Regions from separate parts of the Homo sapiens genome. Here region 1 is linked to region 2. Evidence: read pairs that join two places in POLR2A ChIA-PET (ENCODE). Cell type or tissue: PC-9. All regions are shown on one strand. Each heading gives the region's core, and the rest is flanking DNA. Links, peaks and the distances in the headings are about the cores only.

Region 1 (5,940 bases), core at 496-5,495, 69 kb before region 2:
TTGCTATTTTTGGCCCACTTCCCCCTTGCTTCTCTCCTCCCAGCACCTTTTCTCTCCCCCACCCCCAACACTATATGAACCTTTGAAGTATTACAAAGTGGGAAATGAAAGTCCACTCCTCAGGGGGCAGGATGAAGCCCACGGGACTCCAGAGATGGGGGAGCTGTCTGCTTCAAAGAAATGCTTCTACCCAAACACTAGGAGGAAGAGCTTGCTGCAGTCCCACCTGGTTATCAAATAAGAGGGGTCAGCTGTCCACGGGGCAACCACAACATCACAGCCTGACATAGGAAAGATCTTTCCCGCCTCCCTGTGCCTCCTTCTCTATCCTTGTTATCCTAAAAGAATAACCATAAGCAAAACCTATTCCTACTTCCTAGCTGACAACATAATTTATTTTTTTCATTTTAAAAAGCAAAAATCTAATTGCCCAAGTTAATGCTGGCTGCATCACTCTGGATTGTCACCATTCATAGAACAGACCTACTTTACTGGGTTAAATTGTGTCCCCCAAAAAAAGATATGTTGAAGTCCTAATACCTCTGAAGGTGATTTCACTTGGAAATAGGGTCTTTACATGGGTAATCAAGTTAAATGAGGACATTAGGGTGGGCCCTAGTACTTTTACAAAGATGCCATAGCTGGTGTCCTTAGAAAGGTGAAAATGTGGACACACAGACAAGCATGGCCATGTGAGGATGAAGGACTGGAGGGAGGCATCTATAAGCCAAGAAATGCCAAACATGATCACAAGCCACGGGAAGCTAGGAGGAAAGGAAGTCACCTTTCACTGCAGGTTTCAGAGGGATCTTGGTGCCAAAACCTTGACTTCAGACTTCTAGGCTTTAGAACTGTGAGACAACAGATTTCTGTTGTTCTAAGACACCCAATTTGTGGTACTTTGTTACAGCAGCCCTAGCAAACTAATACAGCTACCAAGAATCATCCGCACAGGCAACAAAGAGAAGGGCAGCTAGTAGAGTGATGAAAAGCTGAGGGGGCTAAGCCACATAACTCCCTTTAACTCATCTTTGACAAGAGGATAACAGTGGTTTTTACTATTGCACAGAGTTGCAGTGAAGATTAATTCAGATCATCCATGTAATGGGCTTAGCACAGGAGTGCTGTCAGGAGCTTCTTGGCAAAAGAGAGAGAGAGAGAATCAGACTGACGTGTTAGAAGGTGCATTCTGGTCCAGGCCAGACTGGAGAACGGGGAGGCCCAAGGCAGAATGCAAAGTCCAGAGAAAAGAATGAAGGCCTGCAATGGGACAGAAGCAGAGGGAAAGGAGAGGAAGAGACACTGCACCAAGAAATATTCAGGATGGAAAACTCGGAGGATGCAGGCCTAATGAACATGGAGAATGAGTTCTCTGGGGCACTAGCCAACCTTCAATTACGAAAACTCAGGCAACAGAGGGAATGTGGCTTCACCTTCATGGAGTCAATATGTCATTATCTGCAATCCAAATCTCAAGAACATTTAGTACTGTGACAAGAAAATTAAAGCTTCCAGTGCAAATATATACATACATATACATATATATATGCACATACGTATATATGTATATGTATGTGTGTGTATATATGTGTGTGTGTGTGTGTATGTGTGTGTGTATATATATATACACACATATATATCCCAAAAGATCTGATTTAGATCCCAGAAGTCTGATTTTTCTTCCTTGGGAATACTACAACTGTTTCTTTTTCTGAAGGTCAATAATATCCTGGTACTTGAAGTTACTTTCAAGAAACAAATGAACACGGTCGATTTGCATAGAGGTCCCTTACATGACTGGAAGATTCCCTTGACTGTAACCAACTCAAATATGAATACCCACTCCAGCAATTTAGTTCAATAGACTTCTTGCTGGTTTCTTTCCCACCTGTAAGCAATCAAATGCTATTTCATGGAGATGAAAAGTCAGACCCTTCCAGCTCTGCTATTTACTAGATATGATGTTGGACAGGTAAAGAAACTTATTTGTTTCAATTTCTTCATCTGAAAATTGGGATAAAAACAGTACTTACCCTCAGAGATGTTATAAGGTTTGACTGACATACTGTAGGTAAAGCGCTTAGCACGGTACACGACAGTTTCAGATAATATCATCAATTGTTATTTCATGTTCTTCCTTTGTATAATCTAGGCCAGTGGCTCAAACTGAAATGTGCAGCTGAATCACGGGGAAGGTTTACTAAACTACAGGCTACTGGGCCCCTCCCTTAAATTTCAGGTCTGGAGTGAAGCCTGAGAATGTGCATGTCTAACACTGAGAATCACTGATCTCATCAGTAGCTTTTTCACTGTATGAATACCTTCTCCCCATCCCCAGCTCCTGAAGCCACTGACCTGCCTAGAAGCTGATGTGCAGAGACAATAACTTCTGTAGAAAAGCAAAGGCCAAACATCTGAATCCTATATCCAGCCTCTCAGCATTTAGTTTAACTTTGGGCAAATCCCTATTACTATCTTTGTCCTAACATGAGACTGAAAATTTCTTTTCATTAGCTCTCCAGGTTTCTCACTGTATGAACTGAAAAACATCTGCACACTACGATGGTTATACTTTTAAATCCCTCTGGCACATCTATAGCATCCATCCTGTCCAAGCTGTCACTGAACTGCTTGCTATCTTGACTAGCTCTCTACTACACACATCTTGCTTACCCCAGTGAGGCTGTGAATGCCTCAGCCACAGCACCTGGGTTTTCAGCATTTTCTACGGTATTCAATAAATACATACTTTTAAAGCTACCAAAACTGTTTATATTAAAACAGGTAGGCCCTGTTAATATTGGTACTTCACTCGTTTGCTCATAAATAAAAAATAATAATTGCTAAGTTTTTATTTGGTTCTAATCAGGTTCTGTTCTAAGCACCTCACATGGATAAACACTCAGTCAATCCTCATACAACTTTATAAAGTAGGTGATATTACTATCCCCATTCTGCAGATGGGGAAAGTAAGGCTCAGAGAAATAACTTGCCCAAGAACACACAGCTAGTAAATGGCTAGGCTGGGATTTAAATTCAGGGAGTCTAGCTCTAGAATCCTTAACCATGATGCTACTGCTTCTTAAAGTGAAAACTCCCTAAGACATGGACACACTACAACAGGATGCCAGGAAATGGAATGGTAAATCTTTAGAGATTTCTTTTCTCAAGAAAGAAGGAAGGAAGAGGGGGAGGAGAGACAAAAGAAGGAGAAGAAGGAGGAGGAAAACCCATTTAGATCAGCAAAGCTATCCAGCTGAGCCAAGCCTAAGCTGGCTGAACCTCACAGATGTGTGAGAAGTAAACATCTATTGTTGTATGAGGTTTTGTGGATACCATTCAGCAAAAGCCAACAGATAAAATACCTGACTCACTAGGTACGCCTACTGAGAGATCAAAGTGGATAACAAAACACTCACCTCAAAAAAGTTGGATGGGCCAATTACAAAAAAAACTCATCAAAAGCAAGCAAATTTGGAATAATATTAATCGAAGTATATATAAAGATTATTAGAAATGCACTGTTCTTTTTCTCTAGAAAGTCTGGCAAAAGCAAATAAAAATAATGCTAAAGGCAAATTCTATGTGACAGCATTTGCATTCCTGCCCTGACCACAGGAAGCAAGTCTTCAGTAAACCTTTGCTTGAAAGGCCAGTTTGTGCTTTAAGCAGGAAAATCAATAAGGCTGCTTTATCTGACAGATAGCTGCTCACACCTAACAGACCCTGTGGAAAGATGGGGATTTTTGACTTGGGACCTTGACTGAAACCACACTGCTGGAAGTTAGGTCTAAGGTTTTAATATTCATATATGGAGACTGAAGTAATTGACGACTTTAAGGAATCTGCCAAATGAGGTAGCTGGGAGTGGTATCCAGAAATTATAGTTCTAGCATAGTAAAAGATGTAGACATAAGGTTCCAAAGCCGATTGTAATCTTTTTTTGTTTTTAAGAGATGGAGTCTCACTATGTTGCCCAGTTGCCCAGGCTGATCTCAAACTCTTGGTCTCAAGTGATCTTCCTGCCTCAGCCTCTCAAAGTGCTAGGATTACAGGCATGAGCCACTGTGCCTGGCCACCAATTGGAGTCTTGATGAAACTACCAGCAAGTCTACATGCCTAAAAAAATCCACCCCAAAAGTTTATAAATTAGACATGGGGTACACAATGCTCTTTACTAGAAAGAGTGGCCACTCCTTTCAGTTTCTTACAGTTTTATTCTTATTTGCTTAAGAAAAGTCTCCTTTCTTGGTCGGGCGTGCTGGCTCATGCCTGTAATCCCAGCACTTTGGGAGGCCGAGGCGGGCGGATCACGGGGTCAGGAGATCGAGACCATCCTGGCCAACATGGTGAAACCCCGTCTCTACTAAAAAATACAAAAATTAGCCAGGCGTGGTGGCGTGCACCTGTAGTCCCAGCTACTGAGGAGGCTGAGGCAGGAGAATCGCTTGAACCCAGAAGGCAGAGGCTGCAGTGAGCTGAGATTGCACCATTGCACTCCAGCCTGGGTGACAGAGCGAGAAGCTGTCTCAAAGAAAAAAAAAAGAAAAAAGAAAATTATCCTTTCTTAAATCTAGGTAGAGAATCTTATTTGTACAGAGATGCCATGCTTGAGTCTAAATCAGAGGCTGCATTTTGGCTGGAAAATCCATGGTCTGCGAGAGTTTTAAATTGAGGTCCATATACTATTTTGGTGTTTCCATGAAGTCTTCCTGCTGTGGATTCTCCACACCAGTGCCACACCCAGCAAAGTGGAGTGGCACCATGTCCAAATGAAACCACAACCATGCTGGTGTGGCCTAAACTAAAGTCAGGCTTTTTCCCACAATGCAATCTTCATGTTCACTGGGACAGTGTCCAAGTCCAAATTCCATCATGGTCCACTCAGCAGAGTCTCTATGCTGTTCTGTTTATAACAAATCCATGTGGGAAATCCATGTGAGAAACTTTATATAGCATCTTTTAATACCTGAATGGGGTGAGAAGGGGCTTTGAACCACAGGGTAAAAAGAGAAATGTACTATGTCTTTGGGTGACTACTACATCTGAATTATTTGAGGAAGAGAAGAAGGGTAGGAGAGAGGAGGGAAGTTAAGGTATAATCACTATTTCATGGCAAGATAGAGAACCCCTCCCCTCTGGACTCCCATTTCCACTCTGTCCACCTGAAAATCATATGGCACATCATTGGGTAGCCAGAGGAAGGAATGACTGCTGGACGCTCTATCTCCATTGCTATGTGTTGTACAGGAATGGCTGCTGGGAAGAATCCAAGGCAGCCAGGCTCGCAAAGCACTGATACTTACAGAAGGGACAGTGTCAGGGCTGCTCAACCTCTTCATCAACAACTTAGAGCATTTTGTAATCTACTACTAGTTAGAATGAGGGATGAATATATGGGTACATCATTAAACCCTGAATATCTACTTACAGGCTCCACAAACTCAAACATCTTTCTCTCTTGGACTTCCTGCACCTTGAAGACATATTCCAGGGATACTTCATAGAAATGCTGCCGGACCAGGTCCACTTGGCTGTCTGCCTACAAACAAGATGGAATTTAAGAGAAAAATCAAGTCACTACCCAAGGATAGCATTCCGAAAGCAGGTCAGAAAAAAAAAATCTCGGGAGATAATTTTCAAAAACAAATCAAATAGCATTACACAGAAGAAGAATAACTATAGTAACTATTTCACTATGCAAAAATATACTGAAACATCATATTATACAACTTAAATACATATTTTTTTAAAACAAAAAAAAAGCTTTCTAATGAGATTATTGGTTTAAAAAGGTAAATGTATACAAGGAACTCAACTCAACAGAAAAAAAAAAAACCCACAAATAATACCATTAAAAAGTGGGCAGGAGATCTGAATAGACATTTCTCAAAAGAAGACACACAAATAGCCAAAGGGTATATTAAAAAACGTTCAACA
Region 2 (5,940 bases), core at 363-5,362:
AATTATGGAAAAACAGACTGACTGCCATAACGTACTGTCAGAAACATCCCAAACCTGTGGAAATGTAACACAAACGGAAAAATCCTTCACTTCCCCTTCCTACCCTCCACCGCAACTTATTATCACCACAAAATAATTTTTAATCATTGCCATAGTCACTCTCAATTGCACTAATTAGAAGATATATAAATCACCTTACTTTTCTCAGCCAGGTATTTAATCCATACTTGATAGTAATGAGCTATTTTATTAGAACTGTTCAAAAACAAATGCTAGCAATCCTGAGCATGCAAGAAACCTGAATAATAGCACTCCATTTGGATTTACAAACCCACAAATCTGTGGATGCTACTTGACATTTATTGAACATGAATAACATCCCCACGTGCTATGTTCCTGAGGCTTGGCCAACATTCTAGGGAAATGACTTAACTCACACCAATAAACTTGAAAAGGTTCACCCTGGGCCAATATTTCCTCACACCAATTGCCCCTTCCTACTATTCTCATCAGGTCGAAAACATCCACCATTTAGCCCTCCCCAAAGTAATAATGGTATAAAGGCCTGAGCTTAAACCTAACCTCTGCCACTTCCTAGCTGTGGGAAGACAGCAGTGGGAACAATGACCATGCTCTGAATCAGCTCATCCCCTGCATGCTGAGAATGACACCATCCTCAGTGTCATGAGTGGAAAACATTAGGCCAATATGGTGGACAGTAAGGGGCAGTGGAGACAGCCAGACACACCTGGGCACACACTCCTTGTTCACCATTACCTGCTTGACCAGGTGACACTGGGTAAGTTCATTTCCTTTAGCTTTTCTACTCTCTCTAATTACACATATAATTTTAGCCAATTAGCCTTGAAATTCTTGGTTTGTTTTAATCCAGTGCGGCAAGCAGGCCACAGAGATAAATACCAATTATATCACACTGCACCTCACCCTCTCCACAATGGTGATGTGAGGTGCCCTCTGCTCTGCAGATCTCTAGCTTTTTGAAGTTATTAATGGTGAGAATTGTAACAACTATTCACAGAACTGTTCTTTCTTGCTAATTTGGGTGGAAAAGAAGGTGATCTCACTCTTATCATGATCTACTAAGGGGGAAAAGGCCACTGGAAAATGAGGTTCATTCCTATTGACAAAAGTTTCAAAGAGACCTGTGTGACACATACATGGGGTGGCCAGATCCAAACAGACGGTTTCGAGAAAGGGGGCACTGTTAATAATCATGCTGAGATAGCAGGTGTGACCTAGGACATTTGGTCAACCTGGTTGGGTCCTGCACAGAGAATATGATGGTATACAGCATTCTCTCTCCCTTTACCAAGTGTCAACCTCAGAAATCTAGAGGACAGAAAGGTTACAGAAATCTCAAAGCCTCCTCTCCTTATCACCACCAGCCTTTCCCTGACTCAACAGAAGCACATGCCTAACCAGCACTTACTAACCTATTTAATCAAGCTGTGCCTTTCTTTTGAACACAGTGGCTAACTTCCAATAACACACCAGTAGTGAAGATCATGAGCACACAGAAACACTTTAACAGGTGAAACAGATACGCAGGCCTTCTAGCTGCTTTGGACTGAGGACAGGGTCAGGCTGCTGGAGGAAGGCGGGGACCTGGTGTGTGTCAGAATCACCTAGCACACCAAACCCGTCTTGCTAGAGGAGGCAAAAACCAGATTTGGGCCACTCTACAGATGGGCCAGGTGGCAACTCTCCCTGAGCATGCGGAGAGAGTTGCCAACCCCTCAAAATATAGAGACAATCCCCTACATGACAAGCCCTTGCCAAACCAGACTACCCCAGTCACAGCAACCGTCCATCACCAGTACCCTGCACATGGTTGATGCCTCATGGGGGCAAAACCTTTCTTCTTAAATTATTCCAAAGACACACAGTATTTTAGTTACAACTAATTGTCAGGAAAATGAAAGCAACCCCATGTGAAGGCAAAAACCTTAGGGGGAAAAGAATAATGTATGCTTGTTAATTTCCTTCTCCATGTTTTTCTTTTAAATTTCATTTTCCCAACCATTTTAGAATTGACCAGGAAAGATCCTAGTTTACCACCTACATGTTGGGCTTAAAAGAAATAAAAAAAACTTAAGTCATAATGACTCATTTTGTGGTGCATATGCTGTAAACCTACCAAGAAAAGAAGGGAAACTGCACGGGTAAAAGTGGAATCGTACAGAGTGCAGGAATAATCTTTCAGCTACAGTGCACTCAAAATCTTTTCCATAAGAAAGGGTGGAGATGTCAAAGAGGACAACACTCGTAATTTTTAACAGATACTTCATCCCCTGAGTATTGTTGTTATTTCATACAATCTGCCAGCGGCTCCCAGGGAGGTCCAGGTTGAGGGCCTGATAAGGAAACAATTCCTACCTGTAGAGGAAACTTGATCCAGGGAAACTCACAAAGCAAAGCATCCATTCCCTCTGAATAGCGTGCGTAACTATTCCCAGAATGAACCATCTACTAGTCCTACTTCAATACTTGGAAGACCAAGAAAAGCCAAGGGAACAAAGACCAGGAAGAAGTGCTGAAAAGGGCTACAGCATAAACAACAGTATTTAAAAAATAAAAGCAGTATCTACACTTCCCGGATGCCAGGAGAATCATTAGCTAGTAACGGCTGACGTTTATTGAGCATTTACATGTGCCAGACACTGTTTGAAACACTAAGGGTATGTGCATTAAGCTAATTCCCCCAACAATCCTGACAGGTAGGTCCTTTTTTCCTCATTTTGGAGATGAGAAACCTAAAGCAGCTTCTAGACTTGGGTCACCAGAGGGTAAGCAGCAGAGCCAGGAACAGACTCCCACATTAACTCAATAGCCCACGCCATTGACCTCTGTAAGTATCCCTTCATTATCTGTCACCTGGCTGGTGAATGAGGCAGTAAGGACTAAACCCCAGGTCATCCTGGCCCTAAAGCCCATGCTCTTAACCTACACTCTACATAGTTACCTAAACACTCACTGGTCATGTTGCCCCAACCTCAACCTCCACCACCAGCACCACAAATTCTACAACCATTAATAATAAAGGGCATCATTTATGCAGGGCTTTCTGTGCCAAGACAAGAAAACTTTAGCTTGGAGGCATTAAGCTGACTCAGCTCCCAAACTAATATGCAGTGGAGCCAGGACCTGAGCCCACGTTCAGGAGACTCCTGCGCCCAAGCTCTCAATCCCTCCTGCAGATGCCACAGTTGTAGTAAGACCATGACCACAGGACACAGGGCCATGCCACAACCAACCATGGAGGCCAGCCAACACCAGAGGTGGCTTTAACAGTCACTGACTCATTCCTCAGGTCTCACCAAGCAACTTCCGGCTTTTCATTAGAAAAAAAATAGGGTAGAAAAAAAATAGGATTTAAAAAAAAAAACAGAAGCTCAGTTTCCCCATTCACAGGAGATGAAAAACAGCCAACCCAAAGGAAATGAGAGGCACTTAGTGACAATCTCAGTGGCCACAGGTGAGGTGACAAGTGACACAAAGAAAGAAAATGAAAACCTGAAAGTACAGACTCAAAATTATATCAATGAAGCACATAATGACAGGTCTGAGTCACCCAGAAAAATGTTGGCTTTTGCTCAAGCTTCCTCTGTTTTTAAAAGCAGGGAAATGCCTAACTTGGAGGCCAGGTTTTTATCAAGTATTTAAAAGTTTTCAAGTCTTGGCATTTGAAATAGTAGCAGGTGGGAGGGCTTGGTGGAGATAGGCACAGAGGACAGCAGACTGACCTGGGCTTTAAGGCTGAAAACTAGATCGCACCTGGTGATGGGGCCAGGGACACAGGGAATCACCCCACCTCATGGGTCTCAAGAAGGCCCTGTACCTCCCACCACTAAAATCCTGTGAGAGAGAACATGGTGTGGCGACAAGTCACCTGCCAGACATCCCTGGGAAGAATCCTAACTCCCCTACGGACAACCCAAGCCTGGTCCACTCACCGTGGTGATAATAATCCTCGTGCTAGCACGTAGTTGAAATTCAATAAATGGCTATCCAATAATTGAATGAACCGGGCAACTTATTTACCCCTCTTTAAACTTATTTACCCCTCTTTAAACTTCAATTTCCTGCTCTGCAAAATGGGTAGTATGACAATTCCTAACATGATGGGATTGTGGTAGGGGTTAAATGAGTTAACTGTGTACAGCGCCTCCTCCACCCCGGATGTGAGTCTTACTCTACCATGACAAGTGTATGGACAATCTCCAGTTATCTGGAAATCTGACCTAGGAAGCAGCCTCCGTTCCCTGATAATAATGGACAGACGAAGCATCAGTTCATTAGTCTGTTAAATATATAAAAGACAATTTGATCACATATCATATCCCCCTCCTTGAAAAATAATTCCCAGATTCAACACTGTCTGACTGGTCATTAACACTCTCGTGAGACAGAAAGATGTTCTAATTCTATCAATGAAGCACAGAGTAATTTTCCCTGGGTTAACCAGCAAATCGATAAGAAAATCTAGGTCTTCTATCTTTGCTTCCTCATCATCTCTCCTCGGCCACCAGAAACTAAATACCCAGATGCATCATGTGCAGAATTCCACAATTCCCAAGCCAGCACACAGCACGGGAAAGGCAACATTGTTACAGGCAGATTCGAGAACTGTGTTCTGAGGGATTCCGCCAAGGACACCTATAAATGATACTTTCTGGCTCAGGAAAAGTTTCCTGCTCTCTGATCTGGAGTCTCTACTGGACAGAAAAGCCTTTTTAGAATACCTTGCTTCGGAATATCGGCTCTTAACTACTTGCCTTTTCCTTGAGTCAGTGTTGCCAATTTAGCTTTCCAAAAAAAGTCCTGCAGGTCCCAGAAGGAATGTATCGTCCCGCTAAGGAATTACAATAGAAAAATAATAACCCTTTGAACTTCAGGTGGCTTGTGGGCAGGAAACAAATTAAATCAAGGAGCCTGTGCTGCTCAGGGTGACGACACTCAGGCAGTCCCCAAGGAGAGGCTGCTGACATAGGTCCCCTGCTGGGCTGGACAACGGGAAGGAGACCAGCCTTCAGGCTCCTCCTTCTCATCTCCATAACCTCAGCCCCATGTGCACCTCGAGCAGGAAGGGCACCAAGAACTCCAGCCCCTCCAACAGTGGATGGAAGGGGGCCTCTGTCCCTCATGGCCACCTCCTGAGTGGGCTCCCAACTACCCTCTTCCTCCACAAGGACCCCTGCTTACTCAATAAGGATGGCAGTAGTAGCAATAACAAGTTACTGTTACTAACATAGAGCATGTACTGTGTGCTAGGTACTGTTGTAAGCACTTTCAATACATAACCTGGTTTAAATCCTTACAACTATCCTGTAAAGGAGGCACTGTTATTATGCCCAAGATCGCACAGCAAGAGAACAGTATGCTCCACAGCTGCCTCTACTACTTATCCCAGCCCACTTTCCAAGCTTGAAGGAGAGGGGAGGGGTCCTCTTGTTCTTACATATAGGAGACACTGAATAATTATAATGAATGAAAAGAGTTGCTGATCCATTTTCATTGGTTGCCCCAATAAGAGTTAAGAGCCCATTTTCTCCCTTCTCTGCCTGTAGTAGCAGAGGACAGATGATCCTCAATATATATTTAACATTTGCCAGATTCTCCCCCACTCCTGAAACATAGTTCCTGCACATTTTGCTGAAAGCCTAGCCCCTTCCGTGGCACTCTTGGTGCCCTGCCCATTAATAAGGCTTCCTAGGAAATCCTATCATTGTCAATGCATTGTGTTTGGATCTCTCATTCCCTATATGTTCTTAAGTCCCACAGAGACACAGCTGCAGGGACCATTTTCTGTGGGTGTCTCAAGAGTTAAGCACAGTAGCAGCTGGCAGTCTCACCTCCTACCTTTGCTGGCTGTGTAATCAACCTCCTTTTAATCCTGCCGAGCTCCATGCTGCCTGGCAC

What was found. ChIA-PET counts read pairs that join two places held together with the same protein. Peaks named below come from ENCODE experiments on the same cell type or tissue, not always from the same donor. Only the 100,000 strongest peaks of a DNase experiment are listed, where the experiment ranks them.
Region 1: POLR2A ChIA-PET joins it to region 2 with 5 read pairs; 2 of 35 experiments call an interaction of 5 or more read pairs at or near these places.

What each region holds. Positions count from the first base shown.
Region 1 is chr5:142,893,840-142,899,779 of GRCh38, reverse strand. It overlaps ARHGAP26 (Rho GTPase activating protein 26), which reads right to left. Exons shown (of 23, transcript NM_001135608.3): 6 at 5,432-5,542. Among named protein-coding and RNA genes, the nearest start is that of ARHGAP26-AS1, 28 kb to the right of the region's middle. RefSeq lists an enhancer at 3,013-3,919. In PC-9, for the core only: no CTCF peak of the experiment used is centred there; DNase peaks (open chromatin) are centred at 3,339 and 3,619; H3K27ac peaks cover 1,079 bases.
Region 2 is chr5:142,824,570-142,830,509 of GRCh38, reverse strand. The region is part of intron 1 of ARHGAP26 (Rho GTPase activating protein 26); the gene reads right to left. Among named protein-coding and RNA genes, the nearest start is that of ARHGAP26-AS1, 41 kb to the left of the region's middle. In PC-9, for the core only: no CTCF peak of the experiment used is centred there; DNase peaks (open chromatin) are centred at 3,239, 3,589 and 4,989; H3K4me3 peaks cover 1,736 bases; H3K27ac peaks cover 4,212 bases.